4 separate regions of the Homo sapiens genome follow, and all the other regions are linked to region 1. The links are chromatin contacts, found by Hi-C or POLR2A ChIA-PET in ENCODE. All regions are on one chromosome and are shown on one strand. Each heading gives the region's core, a stretch centred on a gene start or an enhancer-like site at or near the end of the contact. The rest is flanking DNA. Distances are from core to core; before and after follow the strand shown.

Region 1 (5,866 bases), core at 2,798-5,297:
CTGCTTGTAGGCTATTCTGGGTTTCAGAACTGCGGGTCCACGGTGGAGGACTGCTCAACTAAGGGAAGCACAGGCCCTGCCCAGCATGTGACACAGGCCAGTGGTGCCAGGACCTGTGGCTTCTCTGCTGTCCCCAAGGTGGGGGACATCATCAAACGGTTCTCAAATCTGCTTCAACAGCCAGGCTTTCCCGTAAGAAAGTTTTCTGCTCTTCAGAGGGGGGTCCAGCAAGCATGAGGACGGCATTTTCCTCAACTGCCGTTTGGCACTCGGTGTCTTTGGAACAATCACAACTTGTAGGGTTTGGCTGTGGGACAGCATCTCAAAGAAGGCCTGCTGTGTCTCCCAACAGCGAGGGCTTTATGGATGCTCAGGAGCCATGGCCGAGGCCTGGTTTCAAGGCAGAGGCCGCAGAAGTGAGGGTGGGAGGGTGCTGGCCCATGGGGGTGGCGCCAGCTCCAATGTTGGGGGCTTCAGCGTCCCTTTCGGCTCTGAGCCGATGACTCCACATCCCACCTTTTCATTTTATCATTAAAATAAAAACAAAATCAAAACACAGCCACCTCGGTCGGGGCGGTGGCTCACACCTGTAATCCCAGCACTTTGGGAGGCCGAGGTGGGAGAATCGCTTGAGTCCAGGTGTTTAAGACCAGCTTGGGCAATACAGTGTATAGTGAGACCCTACAAAAGAGACTCTAAAAAAAAAAAATAGAATTAGCCTGATGTGGCGGCACACACTAGTAGTCCCAGCTACTTGGGAGGCTGAGGCGAGAGGATTGTTTAAGCCCAGGAGTTGGAGGCTGCAGTGAGCTGTGATTGGGCCCTGCACTCCAGCCTGGGTGACAAAGTGAGACCCTGTCTCTAAAAACAAACAAAAAACTCACAACCACCTCTCTTCCTTATTTCCCTGCCCAGAAGGGATCATTCAATGGAAAAAAATAGAACATCCTCGTAAACTGAGGTCGTCTTACCTCCTCACACCCCAGTAGGAAGGGCCCGCTCTTACCCACTACCTTCTGTGAACACTCTGCCCAACTCCATCCCAAATCCACGGTGCTTCTCACCAACAGCAGGGCAGGAGAGCCGGGTGCCCTGCTCCTCACTCCCTCTTAGGATACCCGAGTTCTAGCTCAGTCTCCTGCCCACTCCCCACATCGAAGCCTACTTCCTTCTAAAATGCCACCAGGAGATCGCTGCACACATAAAAGCTCTCAACTGCTCCTTGCAACCCCAGGAGTGTGCATAGGAGGCCTCTCACCAGCTGGGGGTCATCTGTGGGGCCTACACCAAACCCTGTACATGCCACTCAAACTCAAGTGCTCACCTCCCCTGCCCAACTCCGCCAGGAGAGAATCTAGTATTCCTGCAAACTCCTATCTCTGGCCCAGCATCTCTTACAAGGCTTTCTATCTCTTGACAGACCCATCTTCCCTTTGAACGCCAGCATCTGGCAGCGTCTAAACCCTATGGACTCAGGAAAGCCTGCGATTGTTGAAAAATTCACAGCCACATGGTCACGTTCCTTGGGGAGGCCATTTCTCTCTGGGTCTCTGTTTCCACCTCAGTAAAAGAGAAAACGGGCCAGGTGCAGTGGGGCACGCCTGTAATCACAGAACTCTGGAGGCCAAGGTGGAGGATCACTTGAACCCAGGAGTTTGAGACCAGCCTGGGCAACACAGTGAAACCCCATCTCTAAAACAAAATACAAAAATTAGCTGGGTGTAGTAGTGCATACCTGTAGTCCCAGCTACTCAGGAGGCTGAGGTGGGAGGGCCTGAGCCTGGGAGGTCGAGGCTGCAGTGAGCAGAGATTGTGCCACTGCACTCCAGCCTGGGCGACAGAGCAAGACCCTATCTCAAACCACCCCTTTGTTCCTTCAGCCTGTACTGAGCACTTCCTACCAGAGCCACTGTTGGGTCTTGGCATAAAAAAGAAAAAATGTAGAATTGAGTAAGACGACAGCTCTCAAGGATCCTCCAATCTGGGGCAGAGCTCACCCGCATTTGGAATCATTCACCCTTCTAGGAAGATTTAATTATAAACCTCAGCTCAAATCCTTGGCGTGCTTACAGCTTTCCAGGCACCCAGTTAAGTGCTGTACATGCGATAGCTTATTTTAGGGGTCAGCAAAGGTTTTTCTGAAAAGGGCCAGATTGTCTTCAGCTCTGCAGGCGTTAAGTTCCCTATGGCAACTGTTCAACTGTGCCTTCTTAGCTCGAAATCAACTACAGGTAACGCATAAACCAAGGAGTGTGGCTGTGTTCCTACAAACCTTCATTCACAAAAACAGGCCAGAGGTGGATTTGGCCTTCTGGTCAGTTTGCTGATACCTTGCCTGGTTTAATCCTCACACACCTGAGGTGGTTACTATTATAATCCCCATTCCACAGAAGAAAAACTGAGGCTTGGAAAGATGGGGACCACCCGAGACCACCCAGCTCCGAGGATGAAAATGAGGAGTTCTGAACCCAGGCAGTCTGACTTGAGAAGCTAAACTCCAAAGTACCCATTTCTCTCTGCACGAAATTGGGTGCACACACAAAACTTTGTACACGATTTCCCGGGCCCACACAGTCCCAGCTGCCCATGCTGGTGAAGAATCACTGATCTAGGGTAGATTTTTTTTTTTTATTTTTGACAGGGTCTCGCTCTGTCGCCCAGGCTGGAGTGCAGTGGCATGATGTTGGGTCACTGCAACCTCTGCCTCCTGGGTTCAAGGGATTCTCCTGCCTCAGCCTCCTGAGTAGCTGGGATTACAGGTGCACACCACCATGCCCAGCTAATTTTCATATTTTCAGTAGAGACGGGGTTTCACCACGTTGGCTAGGCTGGTCTTGAACTCCTGACCTCAGGTCATCAGCCCGTATGGTAGGGTTTTTAAAGCATTATTGACATTTAAAGCTGGATCATTTTCTGGGGTGAGGCCGTCCTGGGTACTGCAGGGTGCCGAGCAGCAACCCTGGCCTCCACCAACTCCAAACCAGGGGGTCCCCCAAATCATGACAAGCACAAATGTCACCAAGAATCCCTGGGGCACAGAATTGTTCCTGGTTGAGAACCACTGGTCAAGGGAGGGAAAAGGCAGACAAAAGGAATAATCAGAGACAGAAACAAAAGAAAATGGGACAATCATTCAACCTCTGAAGGGCACACTACACTGCAATTTTCTGGCACCTAATAACAAAAACAGCTATTCTCAAGCCAGCTCTCTCTTATCAAGTTCCAGGCACCTGATCAAATAATTGAATGTGGGTTTATCCTCATAATGACCCTCCGAGGCATCTGCTTTTACAACTCGTTTGCGAAAGAAGGAACAGTTTGCTCAGAGAGGGAAGGCGACTCACCCAGGTTTACACAGCGGGTGGGAGGTGGTGGTGGACGGTCCTGAATCCCAGATTTCCCCCACCTCTAGCACGATATGCAGAAGAAGACTCTAAACATGATATAAGACGAACGCCTGCTAATTCTTTGGAGTTCTCAGATTCCGCTGGACCCTGCGGCTCTCCTTCTCCTAGGCAGGGACTTTTGAACAACGCCCGTTTTACAGAGGGGAAAACTGAGGCTCCGAGAAGCCAAGAGGCTGGGCAAGGTCACCCAGGTAGGGACTGGCGGCGCTGGAACCAGAGTTCCGACTTCAGTCCCCACAAACGGGGGTCCCTGAGTCACAGGGACGACGTTTCCAGGCGGTTAATAAGAGCGGAACGGCAGCGAACACCCAGCGAGCGCTCACTACATGCGGGGCGCCTTCCCCTCCCGCCGTCCTCGCCACCAGGCCGCGGACCAGCATTTCCAGGACCTGGGGCCTGGGGAAGGGAGATCAGGGCTCGAAGGGCCTGCCCGATGGCGCCCGGCCTCAGTTTCCCCTCCGCACCGCCTACTCACAGGACCCCGCGGGTCGCGGTGACCCTGGCCTCACGATCCCCAAACTCTTACGAGCTTTGGGGCCCCGTGGGCCCCGAGCCGCAGACCCCAGACCCACCAGGCTCAGCGCAGTGCCCCTCACTCACCTCTCAGGCGACCGATCCCCGACCCACCGACGGTTGCGCTTGCGCACCGCGGTGCCGCCCGGCCCCGGCCCCAGGGCGCGACGCCTGCGCAAAAGAAAGGCGCCCGGAGTTGCTTCCCTTCTGCACAGGCGCGTTAATGATGGAGGCGGGCGTGGAAGGAAGTGACGCAACGTAGAGGCGGGAACCAGCTGGTTGTTAGGGCAACTGACCTCTGCGACCTAATGGAGGCCGGAAATCGGGTCTGGTTTGCCCTCTAGAGCGGGAATGAAGCGGTGCACGGTGGAACAGTGGCTGACTCCAGCCGGTCGCCGAGCTGACCACGTGGTGCTGGGCCGGCCACGTGGTGCAGCCGCGTTTGGACACCTGGACTCCAGAGCGTCACAGCTGCGCAATGAATGGGAGTCAGTGTTACCCGCTTACTATCTTTGTTCATTTATTCACCCACCCATCTACTCACCCACAAATGCATTCTTTCATGCAGTGTGAGACGTTTGTGAGTATAGAGCCATTTGTAGACAGCAGGTGCCTAATATTCATTCAATATTTATTGCAAAGCAGCCATAAAAACCAGCAAAGTGTCTACTCTCATTATTTTGCATTGGGGTAGACGGACTATAAACTAATAAACTAGTACATAAATAGAGAAACAAATTTCACAGCAAACACTAAGAAAAAAAAAATGAAGGTAGTGTGATTGTCACTGGGAGCTAAGTCGCATGGGATGGGTAGGAAAGATCATCCTTTACATTTGGATTTCAAGGATAGGAAAGTCCAAACGGACCCCAGGCACAGGGAACAGCGAAAATGAACGCCGATGTAAAATTAATCTTGGTGTTGCTCAAGACATGTGATGAGACATTTCCAAGGACGACAGAAAACTGATCACCATCTAAGTTACAGTTGCCAGAAATGTTCTCCCAATTCATTTTCGTCCTACTCAAAATACATGCACGATTAATGGCGTGGATTATTTTAATTTCTTTTGCAGAAATAAAGGAGGTGAGGCCGGCCGTGGTGGCTCACGCCTGTAATCCCAGCACTTTGGGAGGCCAGGGGGCAGATCACTTGATGTCAGGAGTTCGAGACCAGCCTGGCCAACACGGTGAAACCCTGTATCTACTAAAAATGCAAAAATTAGCCGGGCGTGGTGCGGGCATTTGTAGTCCCAGCTACTCGGGACGCTGAGACAGGAGAATCGCTTGAACCCGAGAGGCAGAGGTTGCAGCGAGCCGAGATCGCGCCATTGCACTCCAGCCTGGGCGACTGAGCGAGACTCCCTCCAGCCCCTCCAAAGCAAAAGAAAACAAAACAAAAACAAAAAAAGGGAAGAAAGGAGGTCGGTTGTTTTGGTTTTTGCCAGTTTAATTGTAGTACATTGTTTTTTCTGGGTGCCCTAACAGTTCAAGACAGATGGTTCAAGATGTTTTTTGTTTTAACCCACAACACTGCATGTAGGTCAGGCTACTGCACTGTTCCACAACACCTGTTATTTGACATGAATCCGTTTACTTGCTTTTGTTTCTGACAAAAAAAAAAAAAAAAAAAAAAACTTGGCCCGGCGCGGTGGCTCACACCTGTAATCCCAGCACTTTGGGAGGCCGAGGCGGGCGGATCACGAGGTCAAGAGATCAAGACCATCCTGGCCAACATGGTGAAACCCCCTCTTTACTAAAAATACAAAAATTAGCCGGGGTGGGGGCTGGCGCCTGTAGTCCCAGCTCCTGGAAAGGCTGAGGCAGGAAAATTACTTGAACCAGGGAGGCGGAGGTTGCAGTGAGCCGAGATTGCTGCTACTGCACTCCAGCCTGGGCGACAGAGCGAGACTCCGTCTCAAAAACAACCAAAGCACCAAAACTTCT
Region 2 (5,438 bases), core at 901-3,400, 1.2 Mb after region 1:
CAGGGGGACAGGAGCCACACACCTGGCCCAGGGAGTCTGGGATGCTGTCAGAAGCCAGGCTGCTCCTCCCTCCATGACTCATCCCTGGAGAGGCTCCCACAAGAGCCAACCCACCCTTGTCCTTTGCCTCTGTCCGAGACATGCCACCCCCATGACAGGGAACTCCTGGTACCAGCCCCATAGCCAGATCCTCAGAGCCCTCCTGACCAGACATCCTGCCCCACCGACTTGGTCCCAAGATTCATCACACCTGACTCAAAGTAGCAACTAAAAGACCCAGCAGGACGGCAAAAGCCTCCAGAGACTCCGACCCTCCCCTCCTCACTTCTGCCCCTGCTCCAGGGGAAATGAAGAGCCTTAGCCAGAGTCCCTCACCAATGTACCAACCCAGGACAAAAAGCAGTTGGGGTCACCGTACTCTGCGCTCCCCCTACTCATATCGGGGCCAGAAACTGACATGGAATGAACATCATCCAGTGCAACACAGGAGCTTCCCAGCGTCCCAAGCACTAGAACACCCTCCCCTCCCAGGTGTGACAGCCAAACCTCTCCAGATATTGTAGGAGTGGGGGCAAGTCCCCCAGGGAGGGAGAACCACGGAGTTAAGCCCCCTCCTCAAGAAAACCTTCCAGCTCGCAGTACCCCGAATCCCTGTGCCTCTCCATCCTGTCTCGCTGGACTGAACCTCACTCATTCTCCCATGAATTAAGAAACCAGGGGAAAGAGACGTTGCCAAGTCTCTCCCCGCGCACCCTGGCCCAGTGGCCTCCAGCTGCCAGGCCAGCACCTCCCTGCCTGGGTACAGAGGGCACAGGGAGCTCACGTTGACTTGATGGTGATGCAACGCTCCTGCTCGTCCTTCCGGGTATCAGTGAAGCGTGTCTCCCCGGCCCGGGCCGAGGCGATGATGCCCGCCTTGCACACCAGGGAGTCTGTCAGCGTGGACTTGCCATGGTCCACGTGGGCGATGACAGACATGTTGCGGATGTTGGCCTTCTTGTCCATGATGGCGCGGATCTGGTCTACCGTGAAGTTCACCTGGGCAAGACAAGGAGGCTCAGACCAGCTCGTGATTTCCAGGAACACAGCATGGCACGGAGCGTTCAGTCCAAACGAACCAGCATGCCCAAGGCCAGGAGGGGGTTGGTGCTGGGGTGCCCCAAGCCCACCGAATCTTGCCAGCCTAACACCCCTTAAGAGCCACCCCGCAATCTCCAAGGAACCACCGTTAATAGGTGTCATTCATGATTGACAACCCAGAAATAAAAGTGCTCAGGAATAAAACTGAGTGTCAACAGATTTCCTTGATACCAGGTACAAATACTAAAGTCTCATTTGGGGCCAAACACGTAAGGGATGAATCCTCTCCTAAAGCCCCCTCCACGTTGTCACCGGGCCACCCAAACTTCCCCGAGCAAGAAGCTTCATCATAAAATGCAAGGTCACCCCTTGGCAAACGGGATCAGACAAGGCCACCCACCCCAGGAAATAACGGGGAGCCGGAACGGCCCTAACTGCCACAAGCCTACACCTCGTGTCTCAATAAGAGTCTTTGTACATCTGGGAGTCATAGGAAGGACAAGTGCCTAAGGTCGACGATTAACAGCATCAGGAGAAGGTATTTGGAAGGAAAAGGGGAGCCTTTCAGGTGTCGCTTTGCTCGTTCTGCCATTCCCTGCCGCCCCTAGTCCCCCGGCAGAAAATCGATCTCAAACTCGCGGCCCGCGGGTTACATAAGGCGCCTCCCTGTCTCCCCGCTTCCACCGCGGTGCCCGCCATTACTACGCCTGCCACATCATCATTCCCCACCCCCATCCCCGCTAACAACCCAGCTCCAACCAGGTCTGGGCAAGGTTATGGCGCCCTCGGAAACGGAGAAAGGGCTCGGTGAACAGCGCGGCGCACAGACATGGCGGCGGCCGCTTCCCCAGCCCCGGGTCCTCCGGCCCCGCCGCCGCTACGTCTCCTCCTGGCACGGGGGGCCCCAGCGTCCCAGGCTAGGCAGCGTAGGCCCCGCGGAGGCCCCGCCGCCGCTCCGGGGCACCAGCGAGGCAGGGTTACTCACCATGGTGGCGGATGGCGGTGGATTCTCCCAGGTAGAACCGAAAGAAGCGAGTCGCGCCGAGGATGGCGGCGACGACGGCGGAAGAGAACGCTGACGTCAACACTCAGCTTTTTATAGGCGGACGCCGGTTGGGCGGGTCATGTGACTGCGCTGCGAAGGCGGGGCGAAGGGACGCCGCGCAAGCGCACGGAGGCGTGTCCCCCCGCCCGTTAACCCATTCGGCGCCGGCGCGGCGCTCTAGAATAGAAGCTGGGCATCTCGGGGGCGGTGGTCGCCCTCGGTGTGCAGTGTTCAGGTGCACAAAGTAAAGAGCGCCGTTTTAGCTGAGAACGAGAACCATAGCAACGATATTAGCTTACAAGTTGTCCAGTACTTCTATTAAAACCAATTTACAAGGTGAATAGAGTCTGTGGATTATACCCAAGTCAATTTCCCTGTTTGGACATTGTTACGTAAGACGATACCCCTGGGAGAAGCCGAGGGAAAAAGGACACTCGCGACCACTATACTGTTTTTGCAACTCCTTACCTGTAATTATTTCTAAATAAAAACTTTATAAGAAGCAGGCATCGGAATCACTGATCCCACAAATGCATACTGAGCATCTATACACCAGGCATTGTTAGGGGTTTTGTAGATATAGCAGTGGACCAAACACCTTGCTAGCTTGACCACACTGCGTGTTCTTCTACCAGCTACTAGGATTTCTCTGTGCCTCAATTTCACCTGCTCGGAGGTGATCAATACCACCCTATTGTTTGGGGGAGAGTGAAACGAACTAAAGACATCTAAAAGAATTAGGACCGTGCCTGATACCCAACGCTCAATAAACGCTATCTATTTTAATTAGCTAAGATTGCTATTAATAAAACAGTTATTTATTTCAGGACTGGTTTGCCATGTCCCAGGCACCCGGCTAAGCGGTTTACTGGCACAATTTCATTTTCTATTTCATTTCCTCTCCAGGGGGAGGCGCAGGAAGACTGTTTAGCATTTGTGTCCTAATCTGACCCTAAGAAACAGTTGAATGTATTTCATATCTCATGAATTGGCATTCAATTGTGTAACTCTATCCCTTATGAAAAGCCCAACCCGCTGTTTAGCACATAGTAGGTACTCAGCATTTCTTGCATGAATGATGTTCTCACAGTGCAAATGAACCCCCTGCGGTACATCTTTCCTTAAACTCACTTTGTGAAACAGGAGAGCCACTGCAGTGCTTTTCCTGGGCTGGGAGAGGGGGAGGTGTGGATCCACAAAAAGCAATGCAAATTCCAGCCTGGACTCTAAAATAAACCTGTACACTCCTCCCCCTCACGAATGCTTCGGGCACTTTGCTTTACAAAGCGCTGTCTCAACCTTGGGTTTCATTTAACGGATGATTGCTCTTCCTATCACCATTTAACCCAGTGGAAAACTGAAAAGTATCTTCCGAAAGGATTGAGGCTCTGAAAGGCAGAGGGCGCGGCAGGGAGCAGATGGGAGCGCCCGGGGTCCCTAACCACCTACACCTGTACCTGTGACGCGTTTAGTTAAGTTGCAAGTCAAGCGCATGCGCCATTTGGGGCATGAGTTTTTAGCAGAGGGGTAGTCAGTTTCGCATTATTAATAATAAAATTCTTCAAAATTTTTAAATGCACTGAGCACCTGCTACGTGTTGCGTTTCCTATTGGGGGCTTCGCAGCCGTTTTTTCCGTGCAAAGTGGGAGCATTTCAGAGATGTAATGGAAAGGTTTTCATTAAAAGAGGTGTCAGGCGAGAGGCGGAGGTTGCAGTTAGCCGAGATCGCGCCACTGCTCTCCAGCCTGGCGACAGAGCGAGATTCCGTCTCAAAAAAATTTTTAAAAATTTTAAAAATTAAAGAGGGGTTAGGCTGCTTGCGGTGGATCACGCCTGTAATCCCAGCACTTTGGGAGGCCGAGGCAGGCAAATCACCTGAAGTCAGGAGTTCGAGACCAGCCTACCCAATATGGAGAAACCCCGTCTTTACTAAAAATAAAAAAATTAGCCCGGCGTGGTAGTGAACGCCTGAAATCCCAGCTACTTTGGAGGCTGAGGCAGGAGAACCGCTTGAACCCGAGAGGCAGAGGTTGCAGTGAGCCGAGATCACGGCACTGCATGCACTCCAGCCTGTGCGACTGAGAGTAAGACTCTGTCTCAAAAAAAAAAAAAAAAAAAAAGGAGGGGGGGCTGTTCACAGGTATCCCGGAACTTAATAAAAGAGGGGTTGAATTTCTTCTCAAGTGCATGGGTTGCTTATTGAAAAATTCTAACATCATGTAATTTAAAGAACTAGGGGGAGAGCTTAAGGGAAAAAGGGGAATTTTCAACCCCATAACTGCAGGGATGGAGCCAGGTGTTGGCAGGGAAGGATCTCTCCCACTGTCATCCCCACATCCATGAAGAGCAGAATCCTGGAGTACCACAAGCAGCCACAACCAGGTCAGCTGTAATAAGTACAATAATAAATATACGCTGGGTCTTTTAGGGTGGGGACCAATAAAAAAATTCACCTCTGCAGAGAAGCTCCGCTGCGCATGCGCCTGCTGCGGCGCCAGGAGAGCTCAGAGACCGCAGTAGCGGCCCCTGCTGACCGACAGTCGCCAGTGCAGGCCTCTCGACACTGCCTTTTTTTTTTTTTTTTTTTTTTTTTTTAAGACCAAGTCTCGCTCTGTTGCCACGCTGGAGTGCAGTGGTGCGGTCTCAGCTCACTGCAGCCTCCGCCACCCGATTCAAGCGATTCACCTGCCTCAGCCTCCCGATTAGCTGGGATTACAGGCGCCTGCCACCACACCCGGGTAATTTTTTTGTGTTTTTAGTAGAGACAGGGGTTTCACCATGTTGGCCGGGCTGGTCTTGAACCCCTGACCTCGTGATCTGCCCGCCTTGGCCTCCTAAAGCGCTGGGATTACAGGCGTGAGCCACCGCGCCCGGCCAACACTGTCTTTTAACAGTTTATTGAGCGTTTACTAGGACCTGACCTCACGGTCCTTTAAATCAAATACTTCAGCTAACCTACCCACACCCTGGGCTTCGGGTGGCCTCCTTTACGCCTGAGAAAATGGAGACTCAGATAAGTTAAGTCATTTGCCCACGTTCACAGAGCTAGTAAAGGTGCAGCCAAATCCGACTCAAGTAGTGGTTTAATCGGGAAGGAGCCCGGTCCTGCAACCGTTGTCTAGATGCATTTCAGATTTGGGAAAACGGGCCGGGCACGGTGGTTTATGCCTGTAATCCCAGCACTTTGGGAGGCAGAGGCAGGCGGATCATGAGCTCAGGAGATTGAGACCATCCTGGCCAACATGGCGAAACCTTGTCTCTACTAAAAATACAAAAAAATTAGCTGGGTGTGGTGGCACGTGCCTGTAATCCC
Region 3 (5,258 bases), core at 2,724-5,223, 1.5 Mb before region 1:
TCTGGGGACTGGGCCAGGGAAGCTCCTCCTCAGCTTTGAGCTGTGGCTGCCACCCATGGGGCTCTCCTTCCGCCTCTCAAGATCCCCCCAGCCTGACGGGCCGCTTACCATCCCCTCTGCCCTGCAGAGCCAGCCGCCAAGGTTGACCTCAGCTTCGGAGCCACCTCTGGATGAACTGCCCCCAGCCCCCGCCCCATTAAAGACCCGGAAGCCTGACTGTGTGCTCGGCTCTTGTTCCTCCACCTGGCCCGGTGAAGCCGGGAGCGTCCTGGGCCCCTGCTCACGTCCTCCATGTCCCTTGCAAATAGGGCCTTTGAGCTCCCCTGGACTATGTCCCTTAGGGCACCTGGAGGTCCGTAGGAAGCAGGCTCGAGGGGGTGGGTGGGGTGCAGCCAGGCGGGCAGGCTGCTGACCTTCACCCTACAACGGTGGGGAGGGTGAAGGTCACCAGTGATGGGGACATCGGTCAGGGAGGGGTGTCCCTGCTGCTCCTGGCGCCTCTGCCGAGTTCCTGGTCTCCAGGCCTTGACCCTGAGCCCTGCTGGCCCTTGGCCCTGCCCACCAGCCTCTGGAAAGAGGCGGGCCCCACCCGCTCCCACGCTGGCCCCGCCCTGTGCCAGCCGGTCCTGTGGGTGGCCCTGCCTGGCCGGGTGCCGAATCTGCAGTGTTTTTGGCACCTCCGTGGGCACCTAGGCTTCTGGGTTGGCCCCAGATGGAGTGGGGTGGGCCCAGGAGGGGGCGGCTCCCTGGCACTGCCCCGTTGGGCCTGCCTCTTCTCCTTTCCATAACCCTGGGGGCGGGCAACACTGGCTCCAGCTGGTGTGTGGACGGCGGGGGCTGGGGTCTCCTGACCTCCTCCCTTCCTTGGGACAGGGCCCTGTGCAGTGGGGTAGGCAGGGAATTCCAGGGGGGTGAGTGGGGAGGGTGGGCCTGCCTGTGTCACTGGAGCTGGGATGGTGACAGAGAGGCCGCCCCGGGCCTGTCAGCACGGACGGGCAGCTCACTCCCACGTCATGGCACTATGCGGGTGACTTGCCACAGCTTCACTTGAGGCGAGGTGCCGTTGGGGGCCTTGCGACTCTGAGGCCGCCGGTCAGCAGATCAGGTATTCTGGAACAGCCCACGGTCCCCTGCCTGGCTCCCCCTCCACTTGGGCCTCGGGACACGAGTGACCAGGCCCCCACTTCTCCAGGAATCCGCAGCCCAGGGAAGGTTGTGTCAGCCACCAGGCCACAGGAGCAGCCTCTGCCCAGGCCCCCCCTCCCCCCCGCCCCCAGTTCCAGCCCCAGGTCTTCAAGTTCCTGCCAGGCCACCAGGACCCTATAAATAAGACCAAGGGCACAGCTGGGACTTAGCAGGGGCCCAGCGGGAGGAGCTGCTCACTCCGGGGACCTCCCCTGCCCCCACCACCAGGGAGGGTGTGAACCTTGGAGCCAGGCCTCAGGACACCCGAGACACCTGACACTCGGAGGGAACAGCCCGTGCTGGCTGGATGCGTCCTGGAGCAGGAGGCAGTCAGGGTGGGGCCGGGAACCAGGCGGTCAAGGCCCTTCAGTGAGGGCAGCCCCTGGCTTAGTGAGGCAGAACAGAGCACAGGGTTTGTCCCCATCACACCCAGGAACAACCCACTCAACCATGGGGACGCCGAGTATGGGAAATGGTGGGGAAGCGTTTTAGCATGTTTATTCATTTAGACTGGCTCTGGGCATCTGGTCCCCAAAGGGCCACACAGTGGCCCCTGTGAAGCCCAGCAAGTTCCGACAACCCGTGTCCCATTCCACTCCCGACCAGACTGAGGTGATGGTGTCCATTCCACTCCCGACCAGACTGAGGTGACGGTGTCCATTCCACTCCCGACCAGACTGAGGTGACGGTGTCCATTCCACTCCCGACCAGACTGAGGTGACGGTGTGCAGGTGGCAGAGCCACACACGAGAGGCAAGAGGCAGGGAGGGAGGTGGGGGCTGCTGGCCACTCACAGGGGGCCCCAGTGTCCTGCTTGGGCTGCTCATTTGGCACCAGTCCACGGCTCCCTCCGCCACCTTTGTTCTCACTGGAAGCAGAATGAGCCTGGCCCTGTAGTTCCCACCTGGGGCCCCAGCCCTTCATCCAAGCCCCATTCATCGACCCTGCCCCTCCTCCCTCCAACTGGGTCCAGTTCACTAAGCTCCCAGAACTGCTCAAGCCATTCCCACTTCCTGGACCATCGTCTTTTTTTTTTTTTTTTTTTTTTTTTTTTGAGAGGAGTTTCGCTCTTATTGCCCAGGCTGGAGTGCAATGGCACAATCTCAGCTCACCACAATCTCCGTCTCCCGGGTTCGAGCAATGCTCCCGCCTCAGCCTCCCAAGTAGCTGAGATTACAGGCGCACATCACCACGCCTGGCTAATTTTTGTGTTTTTAGTACAGACAGGGTTTCACCATGTTGATCAGGCTGGTCTCGAACTCCTGACCTCGTGATCCGCCCGCCTCGGCCTCCCAAAGTGCCAGGATTACAGGCATGAGCCACCGCGCCCGGCCTTTTTTTTTTTTTTTTTTTTTTTTGAGACGGAATCTCGTTTTGTCGCTCAGGCTGGAGTGCCCTGGCACGATCTGGGTTTATTGTAACCTCCGCCTCCCGCGTTCAAGCGATTCTCCTGCCTCAGCCTCCTGAGTAGCTGGGACTACAGACACATGCCACCATGCCCAGCTAATTTTTGTATTTTTAGTAGAGACAGGGTTTCACCATGTTGGCCAGGCTGGTCTCAATCTCTTGACCTTGTGATCCGCCCGCCTCGGCCTCCCAAAGTGCTGGGATTACAGGCGTGAGCCACCGCGCCCGACCGCATCATCTTTTTTATGTGACAAACTCCTAGTCATTCCTCAAACCGCAGCCCCTGTGACCCCCTTCCAAGGGTTATCCCAGCCTCTCCCTCTCTGGCCTAGCCCTGACCCTTCGGGGCTGGGTGTGCCTGTCAAGGTGGGGGCCACGGCTGCCGGGAGCATGGGTGGCAGCCGGAAGGAGACCTGGGGAGGAGCGCAGCCCTGGGAGGGGCGCCCATGGCCAGGGTGGGGGTGGAGGTGGTCAGGCCAGATAAAGGGAGGGGCCAGATGAGTGGACAGGAGGTGCTCCCGTAGGAATGGGGTCCCCTTCTCTAAATAGAGGGGCAGGACGGGGCCCACCTCAACCAGGACCATCCTCAAAAAGCCGACGGGGAAGGGTGAGATGCACACCACATTCGTGTCTCATTGGCTGTGGCCTCAGTTTCTTCATCTGTAAAATGGGGTAATGCCCACCCCAAAGGCTGGGAACCAGTGCATGTCCTGCATTAATGGGGGGTGATGGCCCCAAAGTGATCCTGCCGCATCCCCTCACCACACTCCCACCCACCCTGGAGAAACTGAGGCTTGGAGAGGCCAGTTACCTCCCGGGGTCACAGCATAGCCGGCTGGTGACTGGCTGGGCACAAGGCAGGCCTGGCACTGGCTAATCGCTCCATAAATGCCCTCTGAGGTCACCATTGACAGATGCAGGAGGCCAGGGCTGGCCAGGGCACCCCCACTCTACGGCAGGTGACTCCAGCCTGTTTTCCTGGACGACAGCCGCTGACTCAGGCCCCTCTTCCCGTCCCCCCCACGCGGGCGCCCCCAGGCGGAAGCACCGGGCCTGGGGCGACAGGAAGGGGGCGGGGCAGCGAGTCGCGCTGTACACCCCAAAACCCTGTCCCGCTGACGATTCGGGGTGCATCTCAGCCCGCGGCGAGGCGGGCCGAGACCCTTGGCTCGGGGCATTCAAGGGGAGTCCCCCCATGAACTGCGCCAAGCCTGGGTCCCGGGTGGCCCAGCCGTCAAGGCGCCCCAGGGCCAGGGCCGGCAGGCAGGGGCGGGGGCCAGTCTGCGTCACCGCCCGCCCGGCCCCCCGCCCCCCTGCCCGCCCTAACTCCACCCCGAGGGAAGGCGGCGCGGATAAAGGCTGAGGGCCGCGCGCTTGGCCCAGACCGGCCCGGCCAGCGCGCATTCGGCCCCGGACGAAGGTACTCGCAGCACTTGGAGCGCAGAACCGGCCGCGCCCGGTGAGTGTGGAGGGGGGGGACCTGCGGGCCGAGGAAGGGTGCCCACTCTAGATGGCTCAGGATGCCCGCACTTTTCTTTGTTCTTGGGACAGGAGGGATCGGGGAGCCTCCGGTCCTGGGAAGCCCCCCGGGGTGCGGGGTGGGAGGGGCTCCGCGCAGCCAGCGCCGCCCTGGCCGGACCTCAGCCCCCGCCCCGCCCCCCGGGGCACTCCCCCTTCACCGCGGGTGACCTTGAACTGGTTGCCGTTCCGCCCTCCGTTGCCCAGCCACACGGTCCCAGTCTCCCGACTACAGTCTTTCGTTCCCGATCGGGGTTCCTCCCCCGCGCGCAGCCCAGTCGTCTTCCTCCCCTGCCAGGGGCAGCGCGGCGCCCCCTCCCCGGGACTCCGGGCGGCGCTCCCAGGCGGGCCCGGCAGAGGGCGCGCCCGAGCTGCTGACTCACCGCATCCCCGAGCGCGCGCGGGCGCAGCCGGGGACGCCGCGTCACGTCACGGCTCGAGCGGGCGCGCCTCGGGGAAACGGGTTCTGCCCGCGGCCGGCGGGTGGGCGCGCGGGGCCCCCGGCGGCAGCCACCCGGCCACGTCACCGAGGTGCGGGCGCCCCGCCCCGGCCACAACTCCGCCCCCACGCACCACGCCCTCCCCGGGGCCGCGGCCCTAGCCTCACCGTCGCCCGCCCGCCCCGGGACCCCGGCCACGAGGCGCGGACTTCGCGCTCCCGCTTCCGCTCGCGGCTTTTCCCGGACGAAGGCGGCGGGGTGGCCCCACGACTTCCTGCCCCTCCCGGCGCCGGGAACAATGGCCCGCGCCCCCTCCCGCTCCCGGCCGCTCCCTTGGGATCGCGAGGGGTACCAGACCCGTCTCCAGACCTGGGTCCCGCGCCCCCCGGGGCGCGCCCGCCCTTTGTTGCGGGCTCCGGGCGCTTATGAATGGCTGCGGGCGCGGGCGGGGCGGGGGCGGGCGCGGAGAGGCGCCAGCCCCGCCCCCGCTGCGCTCCCCTTGGTCGCCTGGGCGCTGGGGGCGGGGCGAGGGGGCGGGCCCGGCTGCCACGTGGGGCGGTGCCGCGGCGGCTCTCATAGGCCCGGGCTCGCGGCCGACTGGGCGCTCGGCGCGCGGCGATTGGCCGGCGCCCGGCCGGCGGAGTAAGTAGTGAATGGGAGGGGGCGGCGGCCCCGCCCCCTGGAACGTTGATACATTATAACTTTTTT
Region 4 (5,657 bases), core at 2,968-5,467, 2.0 Mb before region 1:
TGAACCCAGGAGGCGGAGGTTGCAGTGAGCTGAGATCACGCCATTGCACTCCAGCCTGGGCGACAGAGCGAGACGCCGTCTCAGAAAAAGAAAAAAATAAATCAAATAAAAAAATAAGAATAAAAATACAAAAATTAGCTAGGCGTGGTGGCAGGCACCTGTAATCCCAACTACTCAGGAGGCTGACGCAGAAGAATCACTTGAACCCGGGAGGCAGAGGTTGCAGTGAGCCAAGATTGCGCCACTGTACTCCAGCCTGGGCAATAGAGTGAGGTTCCATCCCCCCCAAAAAAAAAACAAAAAAAAAGGAAAAGGAAAAATAAATCTATGGAACTGCTCATGGGGAGGAGGGACGGCCTGGCCCTGCCACTCATGTTGACGAAGAAGTAAACTGAGGCACGGCCCTTCCCTCCCCCATCAGAACTGAAAGGTGTCTGAGGCCCCAGCAGGCCCTCTGCATGAGATTCGGTGGCTCTGAGGGCCTCAGATGTCCTCACTCCCCCCCCCGTTTCTCCTGCCAGGCTCAGAGTATCATTTTCAAAATGGTAACCAGCAAACCAACGTGATTCTCGCACAAAGGCAAGGTGAGCCTGTTCCTCGCTCACCCTGAATCATTCATGAAGGAGGCAGCTGGCCTGCGGGCTGGGATGGGAGACAGGAGAGGAGAAAAGACAGAGGCTGGGCCCTGCTCGCTAAATAAATCAGGTGCCCACGGGAGCCCCTGGGCGTCTTCCCGCGCTGGCGTTCTGCATATGACAGCTGACCTGTAAATTGCTGGGCCCTCAGCCATGGTTACTGTCAGGCCAGCCCAGGAAGGACACTGGTTTCAGGTGACCTGGGTGAGGTGGAGGCGGTGGGGGGGGTTCCTGGGACCAGGCCGCCATTGCAAAAACAAACGGCCTGCTTGTACCTGCTATCGCCCTCTAAGCTTCAGGTGGTGGGTGGGGCTGAGGGGCTGAGAGGTGGCCCCAAAGAAAGACAACCACATCCTAAACCCTGGAACCCGTGAACAAGGCTTCATTTGGAACACCAGTCTTTGAAGGTACCATTAAGTGTCTTGAGATGAGATCATCCTGGAGTCTGCAGGTAGACCCTAAATTCCGCGACATACATTTTATTTTTTATTTTTACTTTTTTTTTTGAGATAGCGTGTCACTCTGTTGCCCAGGCTGGAGTACAGTGGCGTAATCTAGGCTCACTGCAACCTCCGCCTCCCGCGTTCAAGTGATTCTCCCGCCTCAGTCTCCCGAGTAGCTGGGATTACAGGAGCAAACCACCACGCCCGGCAAATTTTTGTATTTTTAGTGGAAACGGGCTTTCACCATGTTGGCCAGGATAGTCTCAGGCTCTTCACCTTGTGATCCGCCTGCCTCGGCCTTCCAAAGTGCTGGGATGACAGGTGTTTATTTTCGTTTTTGTTTTTTAGAGACAGAGTTTCACTCCTGTTGCCCAGGCTGGAGTGCAATGGCGCAATCTCGGCTCACTGCAACCTCCGCCTCCCGGGTTCAAGTGATTCTCTTGCCTCAGCCTCCCAAGGAGCTGGGATTATAGGGCATGCACCACCACGCCTGGCTAATTTTTGTATTTTTGGTGGAGAGGAGGTTTCTCCATGTTGGCCAGGCTGGTCTCGAACTCTGACCTCAGGTGATCCACTCACCTCGGCCTGCCAGAGTGCTGGGATTACAGGTGTGAGCCATTGCACCCGGCCAGACACTGTCTTAAAAAAATAAAAATAAAAAAAGGTACTGGACAGGTGGCTGGTCATGTGGGGCTTGCGGGGTAAGGGATGGCCTTGGGTTTATACTTTGAGCAAGACAGGAGGCCTGGCGGGGCCACGATCAGAAGTGGGTTTTAACACGATTCCGAAGGGTTAGACTGGTGCTTGGAACCTGGTGGTCTCTACTGCTGCCAGCTGCCACTCAGACCCCCGGCCGCCCCTGCCTGTCTGCTTTCAGGGCGGGGCCCATCCCAGGCACTCCGCGAACAGACAGAAGCGGCTGGTTCTGGTGGTGTGAGGATGGGGGTCTCCAGGGGAGCAAATCCACAGTAACACACTGGGCTTCTCCCAGATCCACCGGACATTCCTGATGAGTGACCCTGGCTGCAGATGGCTCTTGGTGAGTCTCCGTTGACCGGGTGGTTCGGGCCAAAGGACCTTGCCGTGCGATGCCTCCATGGAGCTCGGCGGCCACCCCTAATCCGGGCTGGAATCCTCTGGCACCAGACGCCCGGCGGGGCTCCAAGGCTCCTGGGCCCACGCCAGGCCCCGGCCTGAAACGCAGCACTGCTGGAATAAAACACGCCAGAGAAGCAGGGCGCTAGGCTCGCCTGGATTTGGGGAAACGAGAATTGTCATGTCTTCTCCCTCCGTAGGTTGGTGTTAATGAAAAACCCCCTTTTCAGCATGGACTAAATCCCGCTAATTCTATTTAGGGAGCAGTGTCTACTCCGGGCCGGGAACTGCTCCGGTTTCCAACCGCAGCCTCCCGTGAGGGTCCCAGTGTGGAGGGCCGGGGTCATCCCCTCACTCTGGGATGGCTCCCAACCCGCTGACCTGGCCTCCCCGTCAGGCACCCTCACAGCTCTGTCAGACTCTTCATGTGATCAGCGCTCCTGGGAACATTAGTTTAGGGTGTTTTCTGCTGCTGGGATGGTGGCCCGGGAGGGACCCTCCTGGTGACCCTGCTGGGCCTGGCCCTCAGTTTCCCCAGCCGTAGGCTGGCAGCCTCGAACTGTACGAGCTCCAGGCCACAGTTTCCCCAGCTGTAGGTCAGTGGGCCAGGGACTGTAGGGGGCTCGGGCCTCAGTTTCCCCAGCTGTAGGCGGGTGGCTTGGGCCTCAGTTTCCCCACCTGTAGGCGGGCGGCCTTGGATTGTATGGAGCCCGGGCCTCAGTTTCTCCAGCTGTAGGCGGATGGCCGTGGACTGTGTGTGGCCTGGGCCTCAGTTTCCCCCGCTGTAGGCAGATGGCCGTGGACTGTGTGTGGCTTTGGCCTCAGTTTCCCCAGCTGTAGGCGGATGGCCGTGGACTGTGTGTGGCCCGGACCTCAGCTTCCCCAGCTTTAGGCGGTTGGCCGCGGACTGTGCAAAGTCCAGGCCTCAGTTTCCCCAGCTGTAAGCGGGCGGCCGCCCACTGTACAAGGTCCAGGCCTCAGTTTCCCCAGCTGTAGGTGAGAGGCCGCGGACTGTACAAGGTCCAGGCCTCAGTTTCCCCAGCTGTAGGCGGGCGGCCAAGGACTGCAAGGTCCAGGCCTCAGTTTCCCCACCTGTAGGCGGGCGGCCGCGGACTGTACAAGGTCCAGGCCTCAGTTTCCCCAGCTGTAGGTGAGAGGCCGCGGACTGTACAAGGTCCAGGCCTCAGTTTCCCCAGCTGTAGGCGGGCGGCCGCCTACTGTATAAGGTCCAGGCCTCAGTTTCCCCAGCTGTAGGCGGGCGGCCGCGGACTGTACAAGGTCCAGGCCTCAGTTTTCCCAGCTGTAGGCAGCCGGCCGCGGACTGTGCGGGGCCCGGACCTCAGTTTCCCTATCTCCGCAGTCGGGATTCGCTGTTCCGGGGCGAACAAAGAACGGTCGGGGGTGACCCCGGATCATGGCGCGCCCGCAGTATCTGTGGCCACTGTGGAAACAGCCCTGGCGTGTCCGGGACGCGACGCGGCCTTTCCCTCCCCGCGCGATCACCCAGATGTGAGCGCTCAGTTTGAATCGGACTTTTTGGCCATGTGCCCACAACCAACATGGAGCCCTGAGGGTTTCCTGCCCGACTCCAAGATGGCGATGCGACTCCCTTTGCCCTCACGGCCCAGGCGGGCGGGTCCTGCCCACTTGCAAGATGGCGGCAGCCTGGGCAAAGCACGCTTCCCGCCGCCTGACTCGCCACGTACCCACTCTCAAGATGGCGTCTCCCGCAAAGCCACGCGCCAGCTGACTGGCTCAGACGCCGTCACGTGATCCCATTTTCTCCCCCTCCCCCGACTACACAAGCCGTTTCCGCCTTCGGCCTTGAGGAATAACCGCCTCCCCCAATAGGCGCCTGCGATTTCTCTGGGTCCCGCCCCCGGGCGGCCTTCTGGCCAGTGGGAGGTGCTGGCGGGGGCCCGCGGGGCTCTCCCCGCCCCCTGGCTGCAGCGGGAGCCAATGGGCAGCGCGCGCGGGGGACGTGTGCGGGCGTCTCCGCCATTTTGTGAGTCTATAACTCGGAGCCGTTGGGTCGGTTCCTGCTATTCCGGCGCCTCCACTCCGTCCCCCGCGGGTCTGCTCTGTGTGCCATGGACGGGTGAGTCGCACGTCGCCCCGCGCCCCACCGCCCTCCCCGCGCCGCAGCCCTGCCCCCGCCGCCGCGCCGGCCTCCCCGGGGCCGATCTCGCCCCCTCTCGGGCGGGAGGGGGCGGCGGGCTCTCCCCTTCCTCTCCGCGTGGCGGGCGCGGGTGCGGGGCGGGTCAGGGGCTTCCCGGGGGTCTGGCCGCGTCCCCATCCCCCGTCCGGCCCGCTTCCGGCCCCCGCGCGCCCCGTCCCTAGCGCACGCGGCCTCCCGCGCCCCTCCCCCTCCGCGCGCGTCCCCGCACTTCGCCTTTGCCCCGCCTCGGCGGCGCGCGGCCCTTCCCGCTTCCCGTCCGGCCCTCGCGCGCCCGGATGGCCCTTCCCGCCTCCCGTCCGCTCCCCTCGTGCGCCTGCGTAGCCCGTCGCGCGTCCCCGTTGGCCCCAGCGCGCGTGCGCGGCCGCCATCGGGGGCGCGCGCCTTTCCCGCCGCCCGGACTCTGCCCCCGGCGCAGCCCCGGAAGCGCAGGCGGGGCTGGGGCGGCCGCCGGGAGGGAAAGCTGGCGCCGGGGCCTCGCCGCGGGCCCGAGTCTCTGCGCTCCCCGCCCTACCCCTGCCCCCCGTGCGCCCCGGGCCGCGGCCAAGGGGTTTCGGTGATCTCGGGAGAGAAGCGGCCGCCCCGAGGGTCTGTCCTCCGCCCCGGGGCCGGAGGGGCCTCTCCAGGGACCCCCGCGGGCGCCGTCATGGGGAGGGGCCTTCCCGGCTCTCGGGCCGGGGCAGCCTTTCCGGGCGGCTTTGCTGGGCGGGCTTCCCTTGGGAGAGGTGGGAGCCCCCTCCAGAAAGGCCGTGTCCCGCCGAGCGCTTCCTGCGCGAGGCCCTCCCTGGGAATAGGAAGCGGGAGAGGCTGGAGATGTTTCGCATTCTTTCCGTTTTCCTGAGAAGTTTTTCTTGGGTTCAGTCACTTTTAAAAGTCTGTTAAACGTGGTCCGTGCAGTCTGTGGTGTCAGAAGAGGCGCAGCCCTAGAGTGGGTCTGGACCCCTTAGCATGCGTGCGGGCAGGTGGGTCCTGCAGACGGCGAGACGAGGGCTCCCCGCTCTCGGACCCAGCACCGCGGGCTCGGGGGCCGCGCACTCGCCTCCCGGAGTGAGGCAGGAGGCCCGGAGGCTGCCCTTCCGACGGACGCTCCGAGTCACTTAGGGCCTCGCCGGGAGTTGCAGTGGCCGGGAGAAGCCGTGGGGAGCTCACTGTTGGGTCAGGACCTGGCCGGGGCTGAAGGGAGGGCCTCGGACAGTCCGGCTTTCTATCCACCTTCCCCCCGGGGTGTCCCGAGGAGGGAGAGTCGGGTCGGGCGGGGCTCGGGTTGATCAGTAACTGAGGCTGTGTTCTGGTCGGTCTGTTAATTTT

What was found. A loop is a pair of places that touch in the nucleus more often than their neighbours do. ChIA-PET counts read pairs that join two places held with the same protein, here RNA polymerase II (POLR2A). Pooled maps may share reads with other maps.
Region 2: a pooled map shows a loop between it and region 1 (7-fold over the local background). The contact joins the promoter of EEF2 here to the promoter of SGTA in region 1. A Hi-C loop is called at or near these places in 4 of 50 pooled maps. POLR2A ChIA-PET finds 5 or more read pairs at or near these places in 4 of 52 experiments (H1, MCF 10A, WTC11 and 1 more).
Region 3: a map of breast epithelium shows a loop between it and region 1 (20-fold over the local background). The contact joins the promoter of MIDN here to the promoter of SGTA in region 1. A Hi-C loop is called at or near these places in 1 of 168 maps with a recorded cell type or tissue (breast epithelium), 1 of 37 single-sample maps with no recorded cell type and 2 of 50 pooled maps.
Region 4: a pooled map shows a loop between it and region 1 (19-fold over the local background). The contact joins the promoter of PTBP1 here to the promoter of SGTA in region 1. A Hi-C loop is called at or near these places in 2 of 37 single-sample maps with no recorded cell type and 4 of 50 pooled maps.

What each region holds. Positions count from the first base shown.
Region 1 is chr19:2,779,226-2,785,091 of GRCh38, forward strand. It overlaps SGTA (small glutamine rich tetratricopeptide repeat co-chaperone alpha), which reads right to left and starts at 4,048. Exons shown (of 12, transcript NM_003021.4): 1 at 4,008-4,048. RefSeq lists enhancers at 2,814-2,913, 4,410-4,479 and a silencer at 3,970-4,019.
Region 2 is chr19:3,983,313-3,988,750 of GRCh38, forward strand. It overlaps EEF2 (eukaryotic translation elongation factor 2), which reads right to left and starts at 2,151. Exons shown (of 15, transcript NM_001961.4): 1 at 2,066-2,151; 2 at 824-1,038. The coding sequence starts at 2,068. RefSeq lists enhancers at 717-1,568, 862-1,081, 2,337-2,386, 4,403-4,904, 4,905-5,404 and a silencer at 1,947-2,056.
Region 3 is chr19:1,244,610-1,249,867 of GRCh38, forward strand. MIDN (midnolin) reads left to right here and starts at 3,974. Exons shown (of 9, transcript NM_001388306.1): 1 at 3,974-4,051. It overlaps LOC102723811 (a long non-coding RNA gene), which reads right to left and starts at 3,463. Exons shown (of 2, transcript XR_007067082.1): 1 at 3,404-3,463; 2 at 1,659-3,252. ATP5F1D (ATP synthase F1 subunit delta) reads left to right here. Exons shown (of 4, transcript NM_001687.5): 4 at 1-216. RefSeq lists enhancers at 79-238, 1,370-2,115, 4,051-4,584 and silencers at 3,428-3,967, 4,058-4,517, 4,578-4,697, 4,728-5,197.
Region 4 is chr19:793,235-798,891 of GRCh38, forward strand. PTBP1 (polypyrimidine tract binding protein 1) reads left to right here and starts at 4,218. Exons shown (of 15, transcript NM_002819.5): 1 at 4,218-4,271. The coding sequence starts at 4,264. RefSeq lists enhancers at 3,337-3,972, 3,625-3,964, 4,171-5,056, 5,057-5,657 and silencers at 3,877-4,231, 3,995-4,344, 4,355-4,534, 4,605-4,914.